Regions from separate parts of the Homo sapiens genome. Here regions 2 and 3 are each linked to region 1. The links are chromatin loops, found by intact Hi-C in ENCODE. Cell type or tissue: B cell. All regions are shown on one strand.

Region 1 (5,000 bases):
TGCCAAGTCCTGGAATACAGTAATGGACAAGACAGAACTGACATTGTAGTAGTTGAAGGAGGAGGGGATGGATAATGAGTAAATGACCAAAGAAACCCAGCAAATCATTTTAGTTCTAGTGCTATGAAGAAAACAGGGTGATATTTGGTGCGTAACTAGGGGCTGATGGCTGATTTAGAGGGTGATCGGGAATGGTTGCTATGATGTTTCAGGAGAAGAACCTAAATGTTGAGAAGATCTGTGAGTAGATATTCCACTCAGTGTGAACAATGGGTACAGCCCTGAGAAAATGTGGCTTCAATGAGGAGCAGAACAAAGGCCAGTGTGGCATGAAACATCCCAAGTCCTAGGGTGCAAGGATATGAAATAATACATGAGATAGGTGTGGGCCAGAGCTCAAAGGCCTTGTAGGCCAGAAAGAGGAATTTAGATATTATGCTGTGTGTTCTAGAAAGGTGTTGGAAGATTTAAAGATCGGAAATATGAAATAATCCGATTTCATTATACAAAGCTCTCTCTTGCTGCAGTGTGGCAAGGGATTATAGGAGGGCAGAATGGAAGTGGAGGAAAATGGATATTGGAGGAGTCAAAGAAAAAAAATGACAATGATTTGGGCATAGGTGAGAGCAGTAGAGGAGAAAACTTATGTTTCATCTTCAAAAGGTAAATTGGACTTTTAAAAATGACTGAACTCTACACATATATTGCAAAAGTACAAAGAATTGAACATTCAGAGCTTTAGGAAGATACATGGTTTTTAAAAGAAGGGGATTCCTGCTCTTTGAACTGGACCAGTATTACTAAGCTGATTCACAGTCAGAAAACAGTCTCTTTTGCTACTTTCCATTGTGAAAAAGGGAGAGACGTTTCTTCTCTTCAGCCTTCCCCCTTTAGCATGAAACTCTCCTATTCTTAGTGGCAACTGAAGATAATATTGAAAAGAAAAAATAATAACTTCACAGAATAAATAATAGAAAGTAAAACATTTTACAATGATGAAAATATGTAGAAATTCTGATTGTTATTTTAGAATATCAAATAACACCACAAAATCTTCCAAAAGTGCATCTAAACTCTGAACTCATTAATAGCCTCTACTAATTTTTTTTCTATTCTGTAGGAAAGCAGACTGTTGAGTTCAGAAAAGGCCAGGAAAGTGAATTTATCCTAGTTTTCTGTCTTTTCTCCATGTTTCAACATTCCCAAAAGTGATTTAAACCTCAAATTAAGGTGATTCTGTCATCTGGGTGGCAAAGATTATGATCTATGGCATCTTATCTTGCACACGTGTGTTCAATTATTCGTTTTTTTTGTGTGACTTCTTTTTTTTTTTTTTTTGAGACAGAGTCTCACTGTGTCTCCCAGGCTGGAGTGCAGTGGCATGATCTCGGCTCACTGCAACCTCTGCCTCCCGGGGTCGAGCGATTCTCCTACCTCAACCTCCTGAGTAGCTGGGATTACCGGCATGCACCACCACGCCCAGCTGATTTTTGTATTTTTGGTAGAGACGGGGTTTCACCATGTGGGCCAGGCTGTTCTTGAACTCCTGGCCTCAACTGATCCACCCGCCTTGGCCTCCCAAAGTGCTGGGATTACAGGCGTGAGCCACCATGGCCAGCCTTTTTTTTGACTTCTGCGTGAAAGTAACTCTTCTAAGCATTTGGCAGCCAAAATAGAGAGGTATTGTACAGCCCTTTGAATAAGCCCTCTTTAATTTGTTGTAATGGGTAAATTTATAGGATCATGGCCACCCAGCTTCACTTCTAATCACCAACCCCCTACCTTGCCTGTTCTCTTTCACAAACCAATACACTGTGGTGCTGGCTGAAAACATTTCTAATCATAGACTTATCTGCAGCTGGTGACTATTTGTGGTCTGACAGGAGATTGACCACATCCTGTGGTTAAATGTTATTATTTTTTCTGAAGACTCTTTGAACTGACTTAACTGCTTTCATTTGATGTTTCAACTGACTTATCTGTAGTAATAGCCAAGCATGTATGCTTTGAAAATTTGAATTGATATCCTTTATGTATCACATGGATATCTGTTATATCCGTTGATGTCCTATTACATTTTGTATTTTCTGAGTATTTTTTAAAATTTAGGGGCCATCATATTCCTCATCTAATATAGGCTCTAATACATGGACACTTGGTATATACTTGTTAAAAGAATAAATATGCAAATGACTAGAAGAATAGGAGTTTTAAATCCTCCTTTTAAAGGAAAATGTTAATAATAAAAAATACCCGTAGTTCCACTTCCCTTTTTTAACTGATTTCATATTGCATCTTCCCTTTCGCATACTGTTCAATTCAATTAATGTTGATTGAGCTGCTAATATGTCTCAGGCAATGTGTTAGGCTCATGTTAGGTTCAAGGGATACCAAAAATAAGTAAGACATGGTCCTTGCCTTTCCTTATCTTGAGGTTTAGTAGGAGATATGGGTATATAAGCAGATGGTCTCGGTGTGAAATTTAAATCAAACAAGCACAGTATGCTGTGAAAGCACAGTGGGTGGATTTCAGAGAAGTATTTCTGGAGGAAACTTGGGCTCTTTCTTGAAGAATGTATAAGCTCATGGAAAATTAAATCAAGATTGCCTAGCTAGGCGTTACCAGCAAGGAATTACATTAAAAATGCTTGGTGAAATAGGCAACTAACCAAAGTTCAAGGTAATTGGTGTGGAATTAAAAAGGGAGAGAGCTCAGTAAGAGTGTGCCACGTTATGGAGGTCCATGCATGTCATGGTAAAGGCCTGAAACTATGTACTCTAGGCCAATCAGTGTTAGCTTTCCAAGGAGGAGGTCACTGATACCTTGAAACTGAGCTTTAAGTATGCGTATGCAAATGAACCTAGTAAAATTGCTTCAGTATAAAAACTCTTAATATAGGGAACATTTTATAAATGGAAAAGTAGACATTTAATAGTCACAAATGAGAGTTTAAAAGAAACTAGTTATCTCCATCAAGAGTCTCTATTTCATAGATTCTCTAAGGATTTTTTAAATTCTAGGTTAGCTTCCTTCAACACTATCAGTCTGTAATATTTTTCACTAAGTTCCCTCTTCCCCTTTTCTGAAGCTTCCTACCATTAAAATTTGCTTAAGTGAAACATAAATCTCGACATGAAGTATATTTGGGTGGGATAGGATACTGTGCCGAAGTTGTTTATTTGTACTGTTCTTAACACAATAGTTGAGTACAGATACACTCCAGACTTGAATAATGTGGCTAAATAGATAGTCTCCAGGTGATCAACTAAAAATAATTGTATTCTGTCATCACTTCTCCCATTGATCCCAAGAAGTGCCTCCAAGAAAATTACCTTTCCTTCTCCAGTATTAGAAATCTGTGGGATAGCACCATCCACCAAACTACCCATTGAACCACTATCTTAGAGTTGGAAACACTGAAACATCCTCATTTCCTTCTTAGGGTCCAGCAAAATGGTTCAGTACCTTGGCAACACGCCCTTCCCTATAGAACCAGAGGGAGGGAGTGGGGAAAGAAAATATAGGAAGAACCAAAAGTGAGGATTCTATGAGAGACAAAGTGAAAGAAAGCTCTCAATGAAAGAAAACCCACACATTAAATGGCTTTCAGTACCCAGATCTAGAGTGCCTGGTTTGCATTGTAGTAACTTAACATTTGTCAGTAATGATGCCTACAAATACTGTGTTTATTATGTGTGTAAGAATGCATTTTATTTTGTTTTTTTGTTTTTTTGAGATGGAGTTTTGCTTTTGTCATTCAGGCTGGAGTGCAATGGCGTGATCTCGGCTCACTGCAACCTCCACCTACCAGGTTCAAGCAATTGTCCTGCCTCAGCCTCCTGAGCAGCTGAGATTACAGGCACCCACCACCAGGCCCAGCTAACTTTTGTATTTTTAGTAGAGACAGGGTTTCACCATGTTGGCTAGCCTGGCCTCGAACTCCTGAGTGTATCTACCTGCCTTGGCCTCCCAAAAGAGCTGGGATTACAGGTGTGAGCCACTGTGCCCGGCCAGAATGCATTTTATTTTTAAGTCCACAGCTAAAGATTATCTTGTTGTATTGTTGAATAGTGACAAAGCTACTACTAAGTGTGAATAAAGAGTTTGTAATTTTGCAGGCATTCATTAAATTAAATAAAGCCATATATGCCTATAAACCTAATAATCTTCTTTAAAAAACAATTTATTGAACCAAACTATTAAACCAAGTTTCAGTAAATTAGTTGCCTAACACTTGCACATAAAAAGCAACAAATGTTTTTTGATTCAATGAACAATTGATTATTAAAATCAAGCACATTTGTCTTACTGAACTGTTAGAATTATTAAAAATGGAAGCAATGTAAGGCTGTATAGATCTTTGTAGGCTGCAGTTAAGTATAAATCTGTTGCTCCTTCTTTCGTATGTTAGCCTGAAAAAGAAAAAAGCATGCACTTAGAAATCACATGGGGAAATTTTATAATTTAGATGATTTGACAGATGATAAGCTGTCTCAAATCCCTTTAAGAAGATAGTGTAGTATAAGTAACACACAAATACATGAATAAGTGAATAATTTTTAAATTGACAATAATTTGAATGATCTAGACTTACCTCAATCTCTGTATTCTAAATAGGCATTGTGCTTAGAAAATGAGTATAAATAAGATTTTAGATAATTACTTAACACAGTAATTTGCATGTGGCATGCCTCTGCTTGGCTGTTTCTTAATGGAGCTCTGGCAGAATTTATAATTTGTAAAGGAGTCAAATAAGACTTTATCACCTTTTACTTAAAAGAAATGTGTTTTCATTTCCTTAGAAAAATATTCCATAATTTAGAAATATGGCTATTCAGACTAGACTCTTTTCAGATTAAATTGAATTATGCAGCTTTACAGTGATGCTTTTTCTTTTAATTCATTGAACATTTTATATCCAGTAAAAAGTCAGCTAAAATTACTAGAGCAAATCAGGCTTTTCTTTAATGCTTACTAAGTGGGCGTGTATGCTTGTGTT
Region 2 (5,000 bases), 120 kb before region 1:
ACAGAATCTCTTTCTGTTGCCCAGGCTGGAGTGCAAGGCATGATCACGGCTCACTGCAATCTCCGCCTCCCAGGTTCAAGCAATTTTCATGCCTCAGCCTCCCGAGTAGCTGGGATTACAGGCATGCGCCACCACATCCAGATAATTTTGTATTTTTAGTAGAGACGGGGGTTTCACCATGTTGGTCAAGCTGGTCTTGAACTCCTGACCTCAAGTGATCCACCTACCTCAGCCTCCCAAAGTGCCAGGATTACAGGCATGAGCCACCGTGCCTGGCCCTTGCTTGTAGACTTTCATTCTCTGGTTCCATACTCCACAATATTATCAGCCCTATCTCTCAAAAATAGCATTGGTTATATTATAGCATCAATTAATTACATTGACATAAAATTAAAATGTCTCTACTTGTCACTTCTTGTAATATTACCTAATTTTGTTTTTCTCTAATTTTTCATAATTTATACACCTAATTTATTACCTTTCACGGGCTCATGTGTTTCCTATTTAAAGTCTGAAATGTGGCCAGGTGCAGTGGCTCATGCCTGTAATCCCAACACTTTGGGAGGCTGAGTTGGGAGGATCACTTGAAGCCAGGAGTTCAAGACCATCCTGGGCAACATGGTGAAACCCCATCTCTACCAAAAAATATGAAAATTACCAAGTGTTGTGGCGCACGCCTATAGTTCCAGCTACTTGGGAGGCTGAGGTGGGAGGATTGCTTGAGCCCTGGGAGGCAGAGGCTGCAGTGAGCAGAGATCGCGCCACTCCACTCCAGCCTGGGTGACAGAGTAAGACCTTGTCTAAAAAAAAAAAAAAAAAAGAAGTCTGAAATGTAAGTCATTTGTATCTGTTCAAATGATATAAGGTGGTATCAAGCATTCTTACACATGATGGTGGTCTTAGAAAATCATTTAGAGGATGCTAGGAGAAAAATTGAGCTGCCATCTGGAGAGGCTGCTGGATTGGCGACTCCCTCCTATCATTGGTTTACTCTCTCCAGGTGCCTTACTAAAGAGAATCAACAAAGAGAGAAGGACTTTGCTCAGTACCTTCTGCCTTAGAGGCCTGTCTGGTCATCTGCTGCCAGCTCTTTCCAGGGAGAGATGAGGAGCAGCAGGCCTGTGCTCTCAAGCCCTCAGGGAATGCACTGCCTCCAGTGGGACAGAGTGGAGCTGTTGCTTGTGTCATTGCTGCAGCACATTATTTGAAACTGACCTCAAGACTTGGATTTGCTCAGTTTATTTTTAGAAGTAATGACAGTATAGCACTTTGAGGCCTGAATGTTATTTCTAGACAAGAGTAATACTGTTTTTCTGAGAAGTAGAATTTCAGGATTTCAAATGGATTTTTTGGTAAATATTTCTGAAGCTTTTCCAGTAACTGAGACTTTCTGGGCAGAAAGGCAAGATGGGACATAGTGTGCATCCTCTGTTCTTGCTGACCTCAGTATCTCAGAGTGTGACTAGACGCTGTTACCGAGCAGCTGCATAGTCATCTTCTTCCCTTGTTCTGAGCAAGTCCTCTGTTACACAAAGAAGAAAAAAGCAATCATTCTTTTCAGTCATTTACCTTCCAACTTACTAAATTTGAAATTATAATTATACATACAGTACATACAAGGTTGTCTGTAGGGAGTATATTTGTTTTTATGTCTTATATTCTGGCATGTATATGAGTTTGCCTAAGAGATTTGGAGATACATACACATGCATACATACATGTGTCTGACTTTTTATGTAAATATATTTTGTATGACGTGTTAATTTATATGATACATGGCTATCCAATGTGGTTATCTCTACAAAGAAATGTACTCACAGATGCATTTAATTTTTACAGATACAATTTTCATTAGCTTTCTAACTGAAGTCCCTGCCTGTAGACTTTCATTCTCTGGTTCCATTGTGTACTCCACAGTGTCATCAACCCTGATTTTCAAAAACAGCATTCATAGCCAGCAGTTTTGTCTTGCTTCCTATATGCCAGGCACTGTTCTAACTTTTTATATATAAATCTCTCAACAATTCCATGAGGTAGGTGCTGTTAACATCCTCATTTTACAAAAGAAGAAACTGAGGTACAGAGAGGTCAAAAAGCTCACTCTAGGTCAGAAACAATCCTAAGTGGTAAAGTCAGTCTGAACCCAGGCAGTCTAACTCTAAAATCTATACTCTTAACTACTATATTGTGTTGCACACAGAATCTGGTTCCTCGTGCCTCTGATCAAAACCGATATTTCCTGCAGCAGAAAATCTTAACATATTAGCACAGGATTAATTTGTTAGCTTTTTATGTTTTTCCCTGCTCACATTTGAGGTTGTTATCCACAGACAAGTATATCAAACTATTGCTGTTCTCCAAACCTTCCAGATAGTTTTCTGACTCTGTGATGTTAATCATGCTATTCCTTTTATCTGAAATTTACTTCATCTTTTTCTACCCAGAAAACGCCTATTTATTCTTCAAAGCCCATATCAGCCTTCACAACTCTTTTATGCATTGTTGTAAAATTGTATTTTCTCTCATCTGTGTTTCCGTAGCACTTAATAAGTAACTCCGGTTTTGGTGCTTCTTTCATTGTATGGTGGTGTTTATTTGCCCTTAAGTGTCATGTGCTCTTCATTGGGAGTACCATCTCCCCTCTGCTGATTTCATTCAACTGTCTAGTAACCAGATTCACCTCTCAGCCATGTTCCTGTATCATCAGTGCTGCTCTGCGGTGCCCTGTCTGGTTTTCAGTCACAGTTTCCTGTGCAGGTGGTGGAGGATTTTGAAATGCTTGAAACTGAACCATTACACCCACTTGAGATAGTTTCTTTTGTCTGTGTATGATAGGAGGTGGGTGGGGAAAAATAAGTGCACACAGCCTATTACCTGGAGTTGAGATCACCAATTAAATGTCATGAATAGGGTAAGATAACACATATTAGTTGTGTTTAAAATATTTTGCTCCTTAGATTTTTATTCACTCTTCACTTTAATTTAGAAAGGCAGTTTTCAGATGTTGGATGAGCATTGACTAATTTCCAAATACCTTTTTATTTGTTTTCTGCATTATAGATCATGTGACTCAAATGTATTTAGGGTAGCTAGCAGATGATTGAACATGATGAAACTATGAGTCTTTTATTTATCTAAGTAAAGCAGTGAATGCAGATGGGTTTATTATAGTCATAGGGCCCCATGTACTTTAGTCCTTATTTCATCCAGCAAAACTTCGATGACTAATTTTGACTTCAATTGAGGAATATTTTATTTAAAACATTTGCTTAGAATAATAGTCATTGTAAAGGAACACTTTTCATGTGTTTACTGAACCAAATGCTAAGATGATACAATTCCTAATTTTAAATAAGATAAATATCAAATTATAGGTTTTTGCATAATTTTAGTAAAATAGATGTGAGAAAGATTGGAGATTATGTGAGGATTCTAGGTACTTAAGTTGGAGTAGAGGAGAAAGAAGGAAGAAATGGCCTACTCATAATTGCATTACAGTTTTTTTCAGTCTTGAACAGAAGTTGAAGTCTGAATGGTACTGAAGTAAATGAGAGATTCAAATCCAAAAGAAGAAAAAGTCCTCATTATAAATTTTGGAAATGCATAAAAATGGTGAATGATAATATTCTGATATTTGAAAAAATAAATAAAGCTACATTTTAAAATTTAATTTATAAAAGTCTGAGTGACTTTTTAATAAATTAAAATTTGAAATTATAAATTTATATGAGAAATTAATTTTTCTCATATAAAAATACATTTTTATAAATTTCTCATATACTTTCCTCTTAAAGCAGTTTATATGTGGCAATTTTTTAAAAAATGAATAAATTAAAACTGAAGATTGCTCTTCCTCTTCTATCAAAACAGCTAAAACATTTAGCTCCTATTCTGTGATGCAAAGTTTAACATATGTAATCTGATTTAATTCTTGCAGTTACCTGTACAGCATTATCATCTTCCATCATATATGCATGGAAAATTAAGCTTAGCAATTTCCCCAGAAAGGAAGGGGTAGAATAGGATTTAAACTCAGGTCCACTGCTCCTGTATCCCATGCTTTTTCTAGTATATTTTGGTAGAGAATGTCAGTTTTGAGTACAGACATACTTTGTGCTGGAGAAACCAGCAAACTGGAATTACAAACTAATCAAATGACAAAATGGAACTGGAAAAGGCTGTTTTTTTTTTTTAATTGAATATGTTACTGGCATATGTAAAACAGAAGTCATTTAAATAAGATATTCATATTTCAGTTGTCGTTTAAATATCAGTAGAGAGTTTGATTAAATAGTGGATTGTCTGGGTGTCTTTATCCATGATCTTTGCCCCTGCAGTTATGATCACTTATTTTTATAGCATGGAATTAACTCAGCATAAAATTTGAGGTGAGATTTTGTTACTCAAAATAATCTTGAAGTTTTCTGGGATTAGTGAATGTTTTCTTGGGACTGGCCATGTCACTCACTATCTTTGCACTGAAAATGAAGAATATACAGTATATTAGTCCATTTTCATGGTGCTATTAAGAACTGCCCAAGACTGGGCAATTCATAAAGAGGTTTAATTGACTCACAGTTCCACATTGCTGGGGAAGCCTCAGGAAACTTACAATCATGGTGGAAGGGGAAGCAAACACATCCTTCTTCACATGGCGGCAGGAGAGAGAAGTGCTGAGCAAAGGGGGAAAAGCCCTTTATAAAACCATCAGATCTTGTGAGATCTCACTCACTATCATGACATCATGGGGGTAACCACCCCCATGATTCAGTTACCTCCCACCAGGTCCTTCCCCTGACATGTGGGAATTATGGGAACTACAATTCAAGATGAGATTTGAGTGGGGACACAGCCAAACCATATCACACAGTGTATCTCATTTTTTACTTTTTATACAGAAGTATTGCACATAATATGAAGAATAAAGGGAAAGAAATATAGCTTAAATATGACTATCAGTAAAATACAATATTTGCTTCAGTAAATGTAGTCAACAGGGA
Region 3 (5,000 bases), 54 kb before region 1:
TCATAGAAGTGTGTGGTGGCTTACGCCTGTAATCCCAGCACTTTGGGAGGCCAGGGCAGGCAGATCACAAGGTCAAGAGATCGAGACTATCCTGGCTAACATGGTGAAATCCTGTCTCTACTAAAAATACAAAAATTAGCTGGGCATGTAGGTGCACGCCTGTAGTCCCAGCTACTCAGGAGGCTGAGGCAGGAGAATTGCTTGAACCTGGGAGGCGGAGGTTGCAGTGAGTCAAGATCATGCCAGGGCACTCCAGCCTGGTGACAGAGTGAGACTCTGTCTCAAAAAAAAAAAAAAACTCTTGTAAAAAAATAAGAAAGTTTACCAAGTTTGAATCTTAAGCAATTTGAATAACTGTTTGGTTAATGCCTAGACTGTGAGAAAGTTGCCAACTTTTCACACTTTTCATTAGTTTTCTTTTTCCCTTTAATTGTACAATAATAAGTCTAGTATCATAATATTTGCAAACTGCCCCCTGTTCTCTAATAATCTCTGTTCATTTATTGTTGTGCTGACTGCAGTCTGACTCTCGAGTGAGCTGCTTTATCTGCAGCACCTGGAGGTGTTGGCTGTTTTCTTGGGCCTCTACACACCACAGAACCAAGGGATGGACAGATGTTTTCTCGCTCTTCACTGCTTTTATAAGACCATAGTTAACACCTCCTCCTTCAATATCCCCTACCTCCATCCTTACCCAACCCTATCTTTGAGAAACACATTTTTAGATTATAACATCCTACATTCTTAGTGCAGCAGTTTTCTATCATTCTCTTGGTGATTCCCATCATTTGTTGTATTATATAGTAACTGACTTACTACGTTCTCTCCTTTCCACTTCTGCCATCATTCTTCATGGCTTTACTTAGCCACATAGATTATGCATGCCAAACTCCGGCCTCTCAGCACCTATATTCTCTCTTTCAGCAATCTTACCCTCTACTCCAGCGGTCAACAGACTTTTTCTGTAAAGGGGTTTGTATTTTCAGTTTTCTGGACATGTCTTAGTTGCAATTATTAAACAATGAAATCCTAGCTTTATACCAACATGGATAATACGTAAACAAATTGATGTGGCTATGTTCCAAAAAAAAATCTGTATTTACAAAAATGAATACTCTGAAAAGCTGCTTAGGGACTTAAAACAGATGAGGCCATGAGCCATGTGAATATCGGGGAAATAATTCCAGGCAGAGGAAACATCAAGTGCAAAGGCTCTGAGACAGGAGCTTGCCTGGAGTTCTCCAGAAGCAGCAAGGATGCCAATGAAGTTGGAGTGCAATGGGCCAGGGATGAGTAGTAGGAGAGGTTAGGGGGATAATGAGGGTGGAGCGAGGGACCTTTTAGGCCATGAATGGAATTTGGGCTCTTACTCAGAGACAGTAAGTGGAGAGCCATTGGAGGATTCTGAACCTAAGGACAATAATCAGATTTAAGTTTTAACAGGATTGTTCTGGCTGCTGTGGTAAAGACAGTGAGAGGGCAGGGTAGAAACACAGAAATGAGATAGGAGGCTACTGGACTTGCCATAGATCAGGCTTGTAACAGTAGAGGAGATGAAAAGTGGTCAGATTTTCTATATATGTATGTATATTCCATCTCACCCTATTATATTTAGAAGGATTTGCTTTCAGATTAGATTTTGCTTTCACAGAAAGGGTCAAGAATTACCTTGGGGTTTTTATGAGCAACTGGAAAGATGGAAGACCATGGATGAAGCAGGTTTTAGGGGGACGATCACGAGTTCTTTGAGCTTGTTTGGTTTGAGATGTCTATGAGATAAGTGAAACAAGCAAATGCACCACACGTTTGAGATGTCTGACATTCATTATAACTTCCTTGATTTCATGATAAATAGATAATTATTCTTTACTTTAGAAACATCATTGACCTAGGCTGAACTAACTGTTCTCTCGAAGGCTTAGATAAAAATATATTAGGTGCCTGATAGATGCAGACTGGTGCCTGCAGCTATATTTACTAGTATTCTTCATTATTCCCATGGCATCTAATTCATGAGCAAGTTCATAAATAACTCCCATGTTTTTCCCAGATTGTGAGCCTAAGATTACAGAATGTATTTTTCATGTACTTCTTTTGCATGTATTATCCAGGAGAAATAAACTGATATTTTAAGTGCTTTCATCATAAAAATAGATATATAGAGGCAAATGTTATTGGATAATATAATATTATAGTACAATATGTCTACAAGCCAGTTATATTGCATTTCTTAACATGTATTAGGATTTTAAACTCACAGATTTCCTGCTTATAGGACATATCAACTTTGGAAAAATGCAATAAATGAATTTTCAAAAAAGGAATTGAAAGATGAGAGCATTTGGGCTAATGAGTCTCTAGGGAAAATACAGTTGCAAGTGTTAAGATAATATGGTAGTAAGTTACAAAGAGAAGATGATCTAATAAGATTTTCCATTTACTATTCTCCAGGGGCTAGTGTTATAAAAGCAGCTCATCTGCTCGGTTAATTTTTTGAAGAGCATATTTTTGGTTTGGCAAGATAAATGTTCTATGTTTTCTCTCTAGTTATTCATTAAAAACAATTCCAAAATAAAATGAAGTATGTTTTAAACTTTAACTCGAGAGTGTTGAAGAGAGAAAACTCTTACACTTAGAGAATCATATTCAGCTTTGTATTGGTAATTACTGTATTGTTTATTTCCTATACTATTTATTAGCCATATTCATCCAGGAATGTAGAAATGTAAAAACTTAGAAAGGATCTTATAGGATCTTCTTAAAGGATCATCTAATCCAGTGCTTATCAAGTATTACTTACTGTGAGCTAGAGTATAAAAAATGTTTTATATCATGGCCCAGTGTATATTTTATATATATATATGTGTGTGTGTCTGTGTGTTGTGTGAGTGTGTGTGTATGACCCAAGCAAAAGTTTCACAAAGCAATAGTTACCTTTAATGTGAAATATACTTCACCATGTTTGATTTTATTCTTGTTATTTTTTATCTCCTTTAAAAATTGTTTCTTCTAGCCAGGAATGGTGGTGTTTGTGTAATCCCAGCTATTCTGGAGGCTGAGGTAGGAGGATTGCTTGAACCAGGCATTCAAGAGGCCAGCCTCAGCAACATAGCAAGACCCCATTTCAAATTAAGAACAAAAAAAATTGTTCTGTTTTTCCTTACAGAAGTAACAACTCTTCATCAGCAAGGGATGTGCCTTCTCAGGAATACCTTTGCTTTTCCCATATATTGTCTGTCTTCCCTTACTTCTCCCATAATCATCAAAATTTCTGATAAGGTTCAGAGAGTACAGTAAGATAGACCACGACAGATGTCTCTCTTCTTTTTTGATTTTTTTTTTTTTTTAAGACAGGGTATCACTCTGTTGCTCAGTCTGGAGTACAGTGGCGATTTCTCAGCTCACCACAACCTCCGCTGCCCTGGTTCAAGCGATTCTCCTGCCTCAGCCTCATGAGTAGCTAGGACTACAGGCATGGGTGACCACACCCAGCTAATTTTTTGTAATAGAGACAGGGTCTCACCATGTTGCCCAGGCTGGTCTCAAACTCCTGACCTCAAGTGATCTGCCTGCCTCAGCCTCCCAAAATACTGGGATTACAGGCGTAAGTCACCGCACCCAGCCCTTTTTTAATATTCCTAATGGCTAAGGATATTGATGAGAGATCACTGACTAACTTGCAATACATAGTGGAAGATAGAATAACAAAAACATAAGGCAAGAAGAAAGGAAAGTTGGAATCACCAATCAAAATTCATAAAACAAATGATATTAATGCAAAATTTAAAGAGGGAAGGAAGATTTTTCTATATAAATGACTATTGTTTCAATACTCTTGAAATGAGTATCAACTTTTCCAAGAAATGAAATTACCTTTTTAGAAAACAAAATAAGCAGAATGGAATTATTCAATTAAAATATACAACAGGATAATCTCAAATTATTTTTCAAAGAAAACAAAGAATGTTTCCAGATATTACTAAATCTATTATTTACTTTACCCTTAAATTTATGTTTTTATTAAAAATGAGCAGGACAGAGTATTACATGAATTACCTATTTACTTTTATATTGTTTTAGTCTTCTCTGAGCTTCTATATTTAGCCATTGATGACGTTTTTCTTTCAAGCAAAAGAACTGATTGTTCTTTCATGCTGTTTGTAGTGTCATGTGATAGATGTGGCTGATACCCATACAGTCAACAGTTACTGATCATATCTCCCACTTTCTAATTTCTTCCCAGGTTGAAATTCTCCCAGGTAATAACTATTTTGACCCATCAGAAACCCAGTTGGATTATCTAGGCTTCTAATTAGTGCTGGCTTATAAAAGGCATAATGATTTCTTCTAGTCAGTACTGAATGCTATTATACTAATCTGATCCTGTAGATATTGAAGATAATCTAAACTTGGCTTTTAATCTTGAATCAGGAGTGGGGTGAGGATTTGGGAATAAGGATGGAGACCATAGTCACCAGAGTTGATATGCTTTGACCTTCAGGACTTATCTTGGGATCCAGTAACTTTCTTTGTGTACTTTTAGAATAGTTTTTAAAGTAATATGGATGGCATTCCCTATGAAGTTTTCATATAATAATTACATTTGATTATTTTAAAAAGTTAATTTTCATTCCTATTAAGTGTAAGCAGTCAATTGCTTTGAAATATAATTTAATTTTAGTTGATATTAAGTTTACAAGGTAGATTTTTTGTCATTACAGGAAGAATATCTGAAATTTTACTATAATTTTTCAATTTCTGATATAGAAATTAATTTTAACTTTTGAGTGATGAATAATTACTTATTTGGCATTTATAAATGGGGCATATTGCTAAATAGTTTTTCAAAAATACATATCCCTTATGTAACTTTATGTGTTCAAATAGCTAAAATTAGAACAGATTGTGGCTTCTAAGCCTGACCACTTCATTTGTTTGCCTTAGCCAGCTAATCAAACTCCCAATTTTTTATGCTCAAATGTTAAAGTTTCATGTTAAAA

What was found. Peaks named below come from ENCODE experiments on the same cell type or tissue, not always from the same donor. Only the 100,000 strongest peaks of a DNase experiment are listed, where the experiment ranks them.
Region 2: a loop joins it to region 1, with 2.3 times the contacts of the local background. A loop is called at or near these places in 11 of 110 quality-filtered maps.
Region 3: a loop joins it to region 1, with 4 times the contacts of the local background. A loop is called at or near these places in 4 of 110 quality-filtered maps.

The regions. Positions count from the first base shown.
Region 1 is chr4:113,561,989-113,566,988 of GRCh38, reverse strand. All of the region lies in intron 4 of CAMK2D (calcium/calmodulin dependent protein kinase II delta), which reads left to right. Among named protein-coding and RNA genes, the nearest start is that of CAMK2D, 200 kb to the left of the region's middle. In B cell, no CTCF peak of the experiment used is centred here; DNase peaks (open chromatin) are centred at 1,198, 1,908 and 3,098; H3K4me3 peaks cover 2,456 bases; H3K27ac peaks cover 5,000 bases.
Region 2 is chr4:113,681,060-113,686,059 of GRCh38, reverse strand. All of the region lies in intron 2 of CAMK2D (calcium/calmodulin dependent protein kinase II delta), which reads left to right. Among named protein-coding and RNA genes, the nearest start is that of CAMK2D, 78 kb to the left of the region's middle. In B cell, no CTCF peak of the experiment used is centred here; a DNase peak (open chromatin) is centred at 2,719; H3K27ac peaks cover 3,472 bases.
Region 3 is chr4:113,615,810-113,620,809 of GRCh38, reverse strand. The region is part of intron 3 of CAMK2D (calcium/calmodulin dependent protein kinase II delta); the gene reads left to right. Among named protein-coding and RNA genes, the nearest start is that of CAMK2D, 140 kb to the left of the region's middle. In B cell, no CTCF peak of the experiment used is centred here; a DNase peak (open chromatin) is centred at 2,390; H3K4me3 peaks cover 464 bases; H3K27ac peaks cover 4,357 bases.